Linked DNA regions of Homo sapiens: region 1 is linked to region 2. Evidence: chromatin contacts called from ENCODE Hi-C or POLR2A ChIA-PET data. All regions are on one chromosome and are shown on one strand. The core of a region is the stretch at or near the end of the contact, and the rest is flanking DNA. Distances in the headings are between cores, read along the strand shown. Region 1 has its middle 4.6 kb from the start of TRG-AS1. Region 2 has its middle 39 kb from the start of TARP.

Evidence for each region. Hi-C counts contacts between places; a loop is a spot of excess contacts on that map. ChIA-PET counts read pairs that join two places held with the same protein, here RNA polymerase II (POLR2A). Pooled maps may share reads with other maps.
Region 1: a map of naive thymus-derived CD4-positive, alpha-beta T cell shows a loop between it and region 2 (4-fold over the local background). The contact joins two enhancer-like sites. A Hi-C loop is called at or near these places in 11 of 168 maps with a recorded cell type or tissue (GM13977, HAP-1, Jurkat and 6 more), 4 of 37 single-sample maps with no recorded cell type and 12 of 50 pooled maps. POLR2A ChIA-PET finds 5 or more read pairs at or near these places in 12 of 52 experiments (CD4-positive, alpha-beta memory T cell, CD8-positive, alpha-beta memory T cell, GM12878 and 7 more).

Annotation. Positions count from the first base shown.
Region 1 is chr7:38,333,346-38,340,370 of GRCh38, reverse strand. It overlaps TRG and the pseudogene TRGV7. Among named protein-coding and RNA genes, the nearest start is that of TRG-AS1, 4.6 kb to the left of the region's middle. Within about 2 kb of position 4,615, at least 17 of the 41 ENCODE cell types and tissues checked have a DNase peak (open chromatin) inside an H3K27ac peak, as active enhancers do; they include left lung and natural killer cell, where a contact is called at or near this core.
Region 2 is chr7:38,231,825-38,238,073 of GRCh38, reverse strand. No RefSeq gene overlaps it. Among named protein-coding and RNA genes, the nearest start is that of TARP, 39 kb to the left of the region's middle. RefSeq lists an enhancer at 4,718-4,797. Within about 2 kb of position 4,998, at least 7 of the 41 ENCODE cell types and tissues checked have a DNase peak (open chromatin) inside an H3K27ac peak, as active enhancers do; they include left lung and natural killer cell, where a contact is called at or near this core.

The DNA of each region.
Region 1 (7,025 bases), core at 3,366-5,865, 100 kb before region 2:
CTGTGAAGCGAGATATTTTGGACAGCAAATGGGAAGGGTATTTATACTGAATCATGTATCCAATCATGGTCCAGAGATCGCAGCTGAGAGTGCTGCTTACTCCTTATGTCTATAACAATATAGGCAATATTATAAATACCACTAAAACACTAGGCCTAGATATGCAGTTAAACACTCTCTCCCTCTGCCCTCCCTTTTATTCTCTCTCCTTTCTTACTTCCTTGCTTGCTTTTATTATTTTTTCTTCCCTCCCTCCCTCCCTCCCTCTCTCCCTCCCTTCCTTCCTTCCTTTTTTCATTTCTTCCTTCCTTGCTTTTCTCTCTCTTTCTTTCCTTTTTGGGTACATAATCCGAATATTTTTTCAACAAAATCATTTGAAATAATTTTTCTTTACATGTTCATGCCAACATTGATATAGCTAGTTTATTTGTTCAGTTTTCATTTTAAAATTTTAGACATTTGTTGTATTATTTTGTTTTGTTTCATATTTGTTTTGCATATGTAAACTATTTACATGGAACTAAAGTCATAATTTTAACGAAGATGCATTTGGAGATTTTAACTTACATTCTAGATTTCTTTTTCTCTCTCTTTTTTTTTTTTTTTTTTTTTTGAGACGGATTCTCAGTCTGTCACTCAGGCTGGAGTGCAGTGGAGCAATCTCGGCTCACTGCAACCTCCGCCTCCTGGGTTCAAGAGATTCTCCTACCTCAGCCTCCCAAGTAGCTGGGATTTCAGGTGCCCGCCAGCACATCCAGCTAATTTTTGTATTTTTGGTAGAGACAGGGTTTCCTCATGTTGGCCTGGCTGGTCTCGAACTCCTGACCTCAGATGATCCCCCTGCCTCGGCCTCCCTAAGTGCTGGGATTACAGGCATGAGCAACCTCACCAGGCCCCATTCTGGATTTCTCTTTCCTCTTCTCTCCCTGACCCTATAGGTAACAATATTTTTATCAGTTCAGTTGAACTTTTTCACTTTTTCTTATTCAGAACAAGTCTTTCAGTATTACAGAAAAGTCTTTTGTTTGTCATAGTGCAGTATATATTGTTTCTATTTGACCGTCATATTTATATTTTCATTCTGATAAGGTTTTATACATTTTAATCAATCTTTTATCTTCCAGTGTCTAGATTTTGTGTCTTGCCTCTAAAAGTGCATACACTTCATAAGTATGAATAAAGAAGTCCATATCATTTATTTGAATGCTTTTATTCATAGACTATTTAATGATGGCATCTCTGATCTATTGGGAATTTTAATACAATAATTACCGTAGTAATAATAATATGCTAATGATAAACACGGGTACTGACATTCTGGTAGTTACTGTACTAATCACATTGCATGTAAGTTTTATTTAATCTTCACAGAAACCCCATTGAGGGGTTAAAGTACCATTGAATACACCAGATGAGAAATAAAGGGCTTAACTAACATTCCCTAAGTCATATACTTTATTCGATAGCAATTTCAATCCAAGCGCTGGGGTTCAGAAAATGAGATTTGTTAATTCAATTTGCATTTTCTTACCTGTGTGAATGCTAGCATTACTTAACAACTTTGTAGGCCATTTATACTTCTTCTTTTGTCAACTGCCATTTCATACTCTTCGCCTATTCTTCTGTTGGTTATCATTTTTTTCTTATTGGTTTGTAAGAATTAATACACCTCATTTTAGAGATATTGATCCTTTATCAAATGTATTGAAAATATTTCTCGTGGTTTGCTATTATTTTCAGCACCTTTTGGTGAACTGAACTTTGTGTACTACTTTTAATAAAACCTATCAATTTTTCTAAGGGGTCTATTTTGATGTTAGGATCAGAGAGGCAAATCTCACTTACAATATGTGTGCAATTCATCATGGTTAAAGTCTAATGATTTTCTGTTTTCAGTTTTATTACAAGAAAATCTCCATTTGTAGCTGGCAACATAGTAACTTAAGAAGATTTGTTTCTGGCCGGGTGCAGTGGCTCACGCCTGTAATCCCAGCACTTTGGGAGGCTGAGGTGGGTGAATCACGAGATCAGGAGATCCAGACTATCCGGGGTAACACGGTGAAACCCCATCTCTACTAAAAATATAAAAAATTAGCTGGGCATGTTGGCAGGTGCCTGTAGTCCCAGCTACTGAGAAGGCTGAGGCAGGAGAATGGCGTGAACCCAGGAGGCGGAGCTTGCAGTGAGCCGAGATTGTGCCACCGCACTCCAGCCTGGGGGACAGAGAGAGACTCTGTCTCAAAAAAAAAAAAAAAAAAAAATTGTTTCCATATGGTAAGTCAATTCCCAAAAGAGAACTTATTACATAATCCAGTAGTTTCTCAAGGATATTAACGTACAACTTTATCATGTGATAAAATATTACATACACATGGCTCTCTTTCTGGACTTTCCAGTGTGTTCCATGAATCTTTTCATTCTAGTGCCAGTATTGCCGTCTCTTCAGCACTGTAGCTGTATAGTTCTTTTGACATTACAGTGGAGTTACTTTCCTTTATTGCTTTTTTGTTTTAAGGGTGTTCTATGCATTGCAATGTAATGGCAAATCTCTCCCTTCTAATTTTTAAACCGTGAGACATCGGTCCCAGCAAGGATTTTCCAGGCTTCAAGGCACCTGAGCTTCCCTCCTTCACAGTGACCCCAAGAACTCAGCTTTCAGAGCTGCTCCTGCGGCAGCCTCATGTCCTCCACGTGTGCTCCAGAGGCAGAGGGAGACCAACCAGAGCCCCTCCCTTTCTCATTCCCAGCTGTGATGACAGCAGAAACTGAATTCTCTGAGCTAAGCCAATACCACAACCAAGAGGGATGTTGTTCTACATCTTATTAGGAATATTTTAAACATGAATCTAAACATATTTGTTATAGAGGAGGTGAATATCTGTGTATACACTACTGAATGTTCCCAATTATTTTATTCTACTTGTTTTATCACCCATATCTTCATCTATGAATCCAGGTGCACTGCACATATTAGCCTGCTTTCCAAGGATAGAGTTGCCAAATAAAATATGCAATACCCAGGTAAATTGGAAGTTCAGATAAATAACAAATAAGTTTTGAGTTCAAGTATGTACCACATATTGCATATGGCACTGCACCCTGTACTTTTTTTTTTCTTTTTTTGAGACGGAGTCTCACTCTGTTGTCCAGGCTGGAGTGCAATGGCACAATCTCCGCTCACTGCAAGCTCCACCTCCCGGGTTCACAACATTCTCCTGCCTCAGCCTCCTGAGTAGCTGGGACTACAGGTGCCCACCCCCACAACCGGCTAATTTTTTTGTATTTTTAGTAGAGACAGGGTTTCATCGTGTTAGCCAGGATGGTCTCAATCTCCTGACCTCGTGATCTGCCCACCTCGGCCTCCCAAAGTGCTGGGAATACAGGCGTGAGCCAATCTCACACTCCTACTTGATGTGGCCTTTTTACTTGAGAATGAACAGAAATCCTCTAACAAAGAGGTTACAAACACAAGGTCACACACACCCCCTCCTGACCCCCACACACCCATTTACCATTGAGGAGAGTCCATGGCCGACCAACATACCTGATTCTCACTCCTGTTGAGAGGAGGGGCCAGCTGGGCTTCCTGGGTCGAGTAGGGGCTCAGCAAGCTGTGAAACGCACTCATTTCCTGCATCACGACTTACTTCGGTCCTGGATGAATAATATTGAAGATATATGCTTAAAATATTCCGAACACCAGGATTTGTGCATGTGTTTTCTTCCCCATGAAAGCTATGAACAGCGAAAATTTTCCTGTAAGTTTCCCTGTGTTCTCTCTCCCTCTCTTCCTTCCCCCTGCCCCAAAACTAAAGTAAAATAACGTTAACTGCCCGTTTTTCTGTAACCAGCAGACCTTATCTATACTCCCAATTCCAATTCCTTGTAAACATACTTTGTAAAGTCCTGTAAGATCCTGTCTCCTTTGCCATGACGCTGCAAGGTCATAAAGTAGATAAAACCTAAGTTGCAATTCCGGTTTTCCTCAAGATCTAAGACATGTTACAAATGGTTAATTGCCTTTGTTTCTCGCTTTGGTAACATCTTCCCGCCTCAGGTATTTCCCGCCTTGAAGAGTTTAAAAGGCAATCCTATAATCTAACTCTGGCTACCCATTCTGGACCCCCTCCATGCTTTGGAAGCTTTGTACTTTCACTCTGCTCAATAAAGCCTACAGCTTTTTCTCTCTCTCGGTCCGTGTTTCTATCACTCGCTGCGGTCAGCCGCCACACCAATTCTATGGCGTGGCTAGGCAAGAACCTTAGGTGTTACACTGTTAATAAAGCAGGTTCAGGCCTTCTCAGAGTGGCCCTGGGTATTTTGCCTCCAAGTGTCCTTGCGAATGTGAAAAGGAAAGCAGTTGAAAGACCAAATCAAGCTTCCTGACAGGACAAGGCCCTGGAAGCAGCATCAACTGCTGAAACTCTGAAGGGCAGGGTGTGAGCCTGCTGTGGACTGCCCCGTCCTATGGCCCTGGCCAGCTGGCGCCAGGGTCAGCTTTCCCCACATCTGCACTCCCTCTGCTGGAGGCCTGAGCTCTCCATGCCCCTGGCTCTCTTCTGCAGAGGGCCTGCTCTCTGCTGCCACAAGATGGCGCTGGAGAAGGGGCCTGAGCAGAGAGGCAGGAGCTCCTCTGCAGGTCCTCCCAGACACCACCCCTCTGGGAGGAAGGCTGGGGAGTCCCCTAAGACAGATCCTCCATCACTTCTCCCTGCCTGTGACTCAGGAAGACCAGCTCCTCCTACTGCCTTCTGTGCTAGGGAACACTTCCTGTTTGAGTGGGACCTGAGTTTTGAAAGCGTCTTCTGCTCCTCTTCATCTGGTCCCTTTCCTTCCAAGACCCCAGAGAGGAAGGCATGCGGTGGGCCCCAGCCCTGCTTCTAGCTTTCCTGCCTCTTGGTAAGTGTGCTGCCTACAGAGAGGCTGATGGGTTTTATTTTGTTCTGTTTTGTTTTCTCATTTTGCAAGGGGTGCCGTTCTAAGGAGTTCCTCATTATATTTTGTGCTGTTCCCATTGCAGCCAGTCAGAAATCTTCCAACTTGCAAGGGAGAAGGAAGTCAGTCACCAGGCCAGCTGGGTCATCTGCTGTAATCACTTGTGATCTTACTGTAATAAATACCTTCTACATCCACTGGTACCTGCACCAGGCGGGGAAGGCCCCACAGCATCTTCCATACTATGACCCCTACTACTCCAGGGTTGTGTTGGAATCAAGAATCAGTAGAGGAAAGTATTTTACTTATGCAAGCATGAGGAGGAGCTGGAAATTGATACTGCAAAATCTAATTGAAAATGATTCTGGATCTATTACTGTGCCACCTGGGACAGGCACAGTGATTCACACCTGCCCTACACCACACTGAAAATCTGCCTTGTGACTGCTTCTGGTACACAAGATAGACCAGCCCCCTCTCATTTGTTGCCACCGAATTTACTGTATTCTGTACAAAGAGAAACACAGCATAATTCCTGATCTCTCCCCTAATATCACACTCTCCTGGCAGCAGCTGCACCTTGTTCCCCACCCTCCCCCAGGACTTTCCTGAAGACAAGCTGTCATCTTCAGGCCTCAGCCAAGCAGCCTGGCTGAGAGCAAGACTCTCTCAGCTCTCCGAGGACATGGGGGAGGCCCACTCACTCTGCTTCCTCGGACCAACAGGTACACCTAGGGTCCAACTGCGAAGCGAGATATTTTGGACAGCAAATGGGAAGGATATTTATACTGAATCATATATCTAGAGATCACAGCTGAGAGTGTTGCTTATTCTTTATGTCTATAACAATATAAGCAATAGTATAATTACCACTATAACACTAAGCCTAGGTATGCAGTTGAACATTGTCTCCCTCTGCTTTCCTTTTTGTCTCTCTCTCTACTTTCTTGGTTACTTGCTATTTTTCTACACATCCCTTTTTCTGGCCTCCCCTCCCTCCCTCCCTAGCTCCCTCCCTAGCTTGCCTTCCTTCCTTCCTTCCTTCCTTCCTTTCTTCCTCCCTCTCTCCTTCCCTTCCTTACTTCCTTCCTTTCTTTCTTCCTCCCTCTCTCCTTCCCTTCCTTACTTCCTTCCTTTCTTCCTCCCTCCTTCTCTTACTTCCTTCTTTTTTTCCTTTCTTCCTTTTCTCTCTCTTTCTTTCTTTTTTGGGCACACAATCAGAATACAGAATCATTCTCTATATGTTCATGCCAACTTTGATACAGCTAGTTTATTCGTTCAGTTTTCATTTTTATATTTTGGAAATCTGTTGTATTATTTTGATTTGTATATGTAAAACCTTTACATGGAACTGAAGTCAAAATTATAAAACAAGATCAATTTAGAGATTTTAGCTTCCATTCTAGAATTCTCTTTTCTCTTCTGTGTCTCACCCTATAGGTAACAATATCTTTATTAGTTCAGTTGAACTTTTTCACTTTTTCTTATTTATTCAGAAGTCTATCACTATTACAGAAATACCTCTTTTGCTTGTCATATATGTGCAGTATGCATTATTTCTATTTGAATGGCATATTTATGTTTTTGTTCTGATATTCTGTTTTTATACATTTCAATCAATCTTTTAGTTTCTGGTGTCTGGATTTTGTGTCCTACTTGGAAAGGTGAACATACTTCAGAAGTATGCCTAAAGAAATTCATATCATTTCATTAATATTTTATTCATTTATTACTTGATATGATCTATCTGGAATTTTTATACAATAATTACTATAGCAATAATAATAATACTGATGATAAATATGGGTACTGACTTTCCGGTAGTTACTGTACTAAGCACATTACATGTATATTTTATTTAATCTTCACAGAAACCTTATCAACGGGTTTAAGTAACATTGAATATAGCAGATGAGAAAGTGAGGGGTTAACTAACATTCCCTAAGTCATATAGTTTAATTTGATAGCAATTGCAATCCAAGCTCTGGGGTTCAGAAAATGAGATTTGTTCATTCAATTTGCATTTTCTTATCTTTATGAATACTAGCATTATTTTACAATTTTATAGGCCATTTATACTTCTTCTTTTG
Region 2 (6,249 bases), core at 3,749-6,248:
TCCTTATCTACACTCCAGGCCACTGGTTTGTCACTAATTTCCCATTTGTTTTTTCTCTTTGGGTAAAATTGGCCTACTCTGGAATTACCATTATTGCTTCCTTGGCTGTAAAGAGTATAGAAATTCTACCCCTGTGAGTGTGTGTCCTAGATCTGCAGCTGCTCTTTTTGGGGGTGCTAATGGACTGTAAATTTCAGACACAGCAGGACGGTTCATGGTGCTCTCTGGGTATGTATAACATTCTGACACCCCAGCTCCTTCCAGAGACTAAACAGGCTCAGAGCTCTGCAGAATCACCTTGGAGGAGATTCTGGAACACCCACGTGCATTTCTGAGGTAGGAGGTAGAAGAAGGTTATGCATTGTTCTTGGTCCAGTACGTTTCCACCATGGCACAGCTACCACATATCGGGAGGTCACATGGTGTGGGAGGAATACTAGTCACACTTCACAGCTAGTTAGAGCCCTGGCCACTTGGTCTGGCTCTAACAAGCTGTACCATTTGTTCTTTTCTTTTCCTTTTTTTGAGAAGGAGTCTCATTCTGTTGCCTAGGCCGGAGTGCAGTGACATGATCTTGGCTCACTGCAATCTCCACCTCCAGGTTCAAGTGATTCTCCTGCCTCAGCTTCCCAAGTAGCTGGGATTATAGGTGCCCACCACCACACTCAGCTAACCTCAGTCCTGCCTTCAGGCGATCCGCCCAACTCGGCCTCCCAAAGTGCTGGGATTACAGGCTTCAGCCACCATGACCGGCCACAATTTGTTCTTAACCATCCCACATTGCCTAAGTTCATCTGTCTTTAGAAGAATGTGTTTAGATTAAATAATTTCAGATTTCTACCTAAAGTTACAAATTCAGTGATTACCACCCTGAGGAAGTAATGATAGCAATCACAAATACAGTGCCCACCATGTACCCGGTCCTGGCTTAAGGACGTGTTCACTCATTTAATTCTCACAAAAATTCTATATGTACAATTATCTCTGTTCTATGGATGGGGAAACTGAGGCAGAGGGGGCTAAAGAACTTTCGCATAATCAAACAGCTACTAAGAAACAGGGCTGGAATTTGAACTCAAGCAGCCAGGCTCCAGGACCTCCGCTCTTACCTTCTATGTTATTTCCTCTTAGAGTGAAAACAGGTTACTTGTAGTTTCAATTAACACATGAAAATGTCCTTCCTTATTAGGCTATGAAGTAGGAAGGAAATTGCCTCTTTGGCTGTTCACATTTCCCCTCCTTGCTCCAATGCTGTTCAGATAATTAGAGGGTTATAAGCCAACCTGCCAATTTGTCAATGCTGGGAAGACTTTTATATGCTGAGCTCCCATCCATCATATAGGACTTCTGTGATTAAAGACCGAAGCACATGGTTGGACAAAATAAGTACCAGAACAGGCAGTGCCCACAGGTGTGCAATGGAAAAATTAGGCAAAGATTTATACAGTTCTACACAAAAACACGTATCTCAATAGTCACTACAGAGTTAGCATACTCCACACGCTTGTCAAATAAAAAAGAAAAAAACTCCAATATGGTGACACCCTGTCTCTACTAAAAATACAAAAATTAGCCAGGTGTAGTGGCTTGTGCCTGTAATCCCAGCTACTTGGGAGGCTGAGGCAGGAGAACCACTTGAACCCGGGAGGCGGAGGTTGCAGTGAGCCGAGATCGCGCAACTGCATTCCAGCCTAGGCGACAGAGCGAGACTCTGTCTCAAAAAAGAAAAAGAAAGAAAAAAAAAAAGGAAAAACTATATATAAAAAAACTCCATATATTTCTCAACTATAAAAAAGTAAAACTTCAGTTCAACAGTTCTCAAAATATTTCTAATTATTTATTCTTTCTACTGTTTTGGAATTCCTTTCCTCATAGATTTTATTTTTGAAGGTTTTTGGTCTTTCAAGAAGGTCACGATTAATGTTTTCCCCATTATACTAATCAAAGTCCTATATAACTGCCAGTGAGAAATTCTGAGTAATAAGAGATAACCAGAGACACTACACCCATATAATTCAGCCAAACAGCTAGAAATTCAAGATTTTCATTAGCCATGAAAAGTTATTTGAGTAGATGCGTAGCTTGCACCATGATTTGTTAGGTTCTTTTTCATTTATTTGCTTTTTCTGTTGTGTTTGAGGAATAGTGAGTACCAACCACTTACTGAGCAGCAGAAATATGGCTTGGCAGCTTGCGTCCTCTCTCTCTAATGCTCTCAACTGCATCACCTTACAGCCATTATGCTCATTTCACTGATAAGAAAACCAGATCTCGAGGTTAAAAAATATGCCCAATTAACCACTGAGTGAGTCCCAGAGTTCACATGATTCCAGGACTGTCTGACTTAAGACCTGCTGCCTTATCCATCCTACCAGGGGCTCTCCTTATGGGAGCCTTTATCACGGGCCAGGCATCAGGACCTTGGAAAATCCTCTTTTCATAATTCTAATATGCAGCCAGGGTGGAGGCCAGCAAGTGACTGAAATAGTGCCTGAACTCCAGCTGTGCTCCACACAAGCCGTAAGGAAACATCTCAGAGCTCACTACACACGGGTGGAACACACGCCACCTGGAAGGTGTTCTTATCATGGGACCCATTTATTTCCCAAGGAAACGAAAGGGGTGTACCAAGATTTATGTGCAAGGATGTTCATTCACGATAGTGTTATTTCAAACAGCCCCAAATTAACCCAGGTGAACAATCAGAAATTCATAAATAGACAAATACGCATCTTCCAAAAAGTATAGATTCTTTAACCCATTTCCCATTTAGAAAAAAGTGCAGCTCGCTGTTTTTACATAAACACACTCTTTTGAGGCTGAAGCAAATATGACTGATTTTCAACGTGAATATAAAATGTCAAATCTGTTCCTGGGCTGGGTGCAGTGGCTCACGCCTGTAATACTAGCATTTTGGGAGGCTGAGGCGGGTGGACTGCCTGAGCTCAGGAGTTCGAGACCAGCCTGGGCAACACGGTGAAACCCCGTCTCTATTAAAATACAAAAAATTAGCCGGGAGTGGCAGCGTGCACCTGTAGTCCCAGCTACTCAGGAGGCTGAGTCAGGACCATCACTTGAACCCGGAGGCGGAACGGAGGTTGCAGTGAGCTGAGATCACGCCACTGCACTCCAGCCTGGGCGACACAGTGAGACTCTCTCTCTCTTAAAAACAAAACAAAACAAAAACTGTTCTTGGAGTTATTTCTAAACAGAACTTCTCTCTAATCCTAATGTAACATCATGTACATTTCTGTTGCATTAGGATTAGAAATGAGTATTCTTGGGGCAAAAAGGAAATGGGTTAAAAACTGGAAAATAAATAGATATGGAGTTGAAAAATAATATTCATAGCATAAATCCTATTGTGAGATAAATACATTTGAACACTTACATGGTTCGAAAACACTCCAATTTTTATTTAGTTAAATATGGATGTACATATATAAGTATCCATGTACATGTATATATGTTCTCATTTCCCCTTTTTACACAGGGAGTATATAGCATATATTAATCTGCACATCTCTTTCCATTTATAAATCTTAAAGCTCTTTTTATGTTTATATACAGGGGCACTTCACTACAGGTATTTTTTTTTTCTTTTTTTTGTTTTTGAGACAGAGTCTTGCTCTGTGGCCCAGGCTGGAGTGCAGTGGCTGATCTCGGCTCACTGCAACCTCTGCCTCCTGGGTTCAAACGATTCTCCTGCCTCAGCTTCCCGAGTAGCTGGGATTACAGGCTCCCACCACCATGCCCAACTAATTTTTGTGTTTTTAGTAGAGACAGGGTTTCACCAGGTTGGCCAGGCTGGTCCCGAACTTCTGACCTCAAGTGATTCGCCCACCTCAGCCTCCCAAAGTGCTGGGATTACAAGTGTGAGCCACTGTGCCCAGCTAAATACAGATATTTTTCACTGGTGAACATACTTTCAATCGGTGCCTTGGTTTAGTACCAGTCTTTTGCTATTATAAAAAATGCTGAAATGAATGATAGTGTTTTATGTCATTTGAACATATGCACTGGTAATTTTGATGGGTACTGCCAAACTGCCCTCCATAGAAATGGCCCTAACCCCTTCTCCCACAATGTGTGTGAGTGCTGACAGCCTACTGCTTAATGTTGGGTTTTGCTAATTTGACAGGTAAAAATAGTACTGCATTGTGGTTTTAATTTGCTTTTTTTCTTACTGTGAGTGAAGATAAACATCTTTTTATGTTTAAGGTCTATTTTATATTATTCTGTGCCATATTTGTTCATGTCCTTTGGCCATTTTTTCTACTGAGTAATAACACAAATAGGCATGCCATTCATTTATATGTGTGTCTGTGTATTTCTGCAGACAAAGATAAAACAATGTTCATTGTTGGTATGTGGGTGAAAAAATAAGTGATTGTGTGTTTTCTGTTTTCTCCGGTGAATCCTTTTAAAGTAAACATTTTTATATATTAGAATTAAAACAATGTGTTACTGAACATTGGGAAGGTTTTCTGGTTTGCCTACAATCAGCTTGTTTCTGTGAAACATGTTCTTTTGGAAACCAAGTAGAGAATCCTACTTGTAAACAAAGCAAGACCAACCAGACTTAAGAAAGATCAAATTTAATTTAGATCTACTCCTTGATTCTCATGAATTGATTGAATCTCTTTAGGGCAAATACCTGGCCTCTATAGAGAAATCTGGAATGATTTCTGCACTGGGAGAGGAAACTTTCAGATCACTAAGGGCTTTGTGGGGCTGATATCACCAGCCGAGGTACTGGGCAATGTCTCCTGTGGTTTCACACTTCTTAGCGATTTCCTTCCCCAACGCAAGCTGGGCTGCCCCGAACTTCAGCAATGTAGAGAGAGAATGCAGTGGTGGTGGTGGAGGAGGCAGAGTGGGTGGTGGGAGGGCGCTGATGTGGCGGATGGTGTTTTATTTTCTCAGGCTTCTTTTGTTTACGTGCTCTGGCAAATGTGGTTGATTCATGGAAAATGCTCAAAGTCAAACCGGCCCCTACTGGTTGGGGCTGTGCATGGGGTGGCTAGGGTGTTGTAAGACAAAACGAGGACAGTTAAACCACAACCAACTTTGCTCACTTTCAAGAGCCCACAGCTAATGGAAATAAAATATCCATCTTCACACATACAAGATTACTATCAAACACACTCTCCACCCTGTGGGTAGGTGGGGCTCCCTGCATTTGATATTCAAGGTTCATTAGCTACCAGGTGAGTTGGGAATCTGATGCCCAGGACTGTTCAGACATGGCACCTTCGGTCCACTCCCATGACACTGTCCTGAAGACCAGAGGACATCTTGCAGCACGGAGATGATCCTAACATTCCACCCAGTATCTGTACCTTCCAGAGGCACCTGATTCAGAGACACTAATACCTTTGGTTTCATTTCCTCAGTGTAAACAGGGTGACACAAGACTCATGAACCTATTAGCACAGGTAGATCACAGATGTGGGCAACAGTGATGTGCTTCTTTCTCCACAGGAAACCAGGGATATAGAAGCCCTGAGTTCAACTGTGTAACAAATGTCATAAATGGAATCACATCAAGTCCCTCTACAGAGACAAAATGATTTCAGCATCAACCAGACCAAGGATTACTAGAGGACAATAACATCAGATAAATGAGTGATAAGGGTCCATCAGAGGATTGCTCAGCAATGTGAGCATAAAGGACAAATGTCTCCACTCCTACCCCACCGAAACATGGCAGAGTGGGTGCCCATGCCCCTGGGCTGAATCTATGCAGTCCCAGGAGAATATATAACTCAATCGTTGAGATAATCACTGTAGGCTCCCACAGTCTGACTTCCTAGCATATTCAAATACTATACCTCATTCCGCTTGGTCTGTGCTTAGAGAGGTAAGACTTCTGAGCCAGACTTGGCTTCCTCTGAGGATTGGCAACATCCTACCGGTTCCCCCAGCATGTCTGGGTGAGAGCTCCTTCTCAGGTTAAATTAACAACCTGATTGGCAACTTAAGCATCATCTATGAGGTTGGTGTATATGCAACTCCAATCCTGAAACAGGAGATTCTCACTCCCATAACACCATTGAGTTCTAAGGTTTTAGTCTCAAGGCCAGACATTTGAGACTTTCCTTGCCCCTTCTCCACTATGAGACGCTCATCCTGGTTAGACTCCAGCCTCCCAGCAAGCCTCCCTGTTGCACTGTTGAGATCTGATCCACTCTTAGAACAAGCACAGATAGAAGTTGTAGGGAAAAGAAAGAGAGATCAGACTGTCAC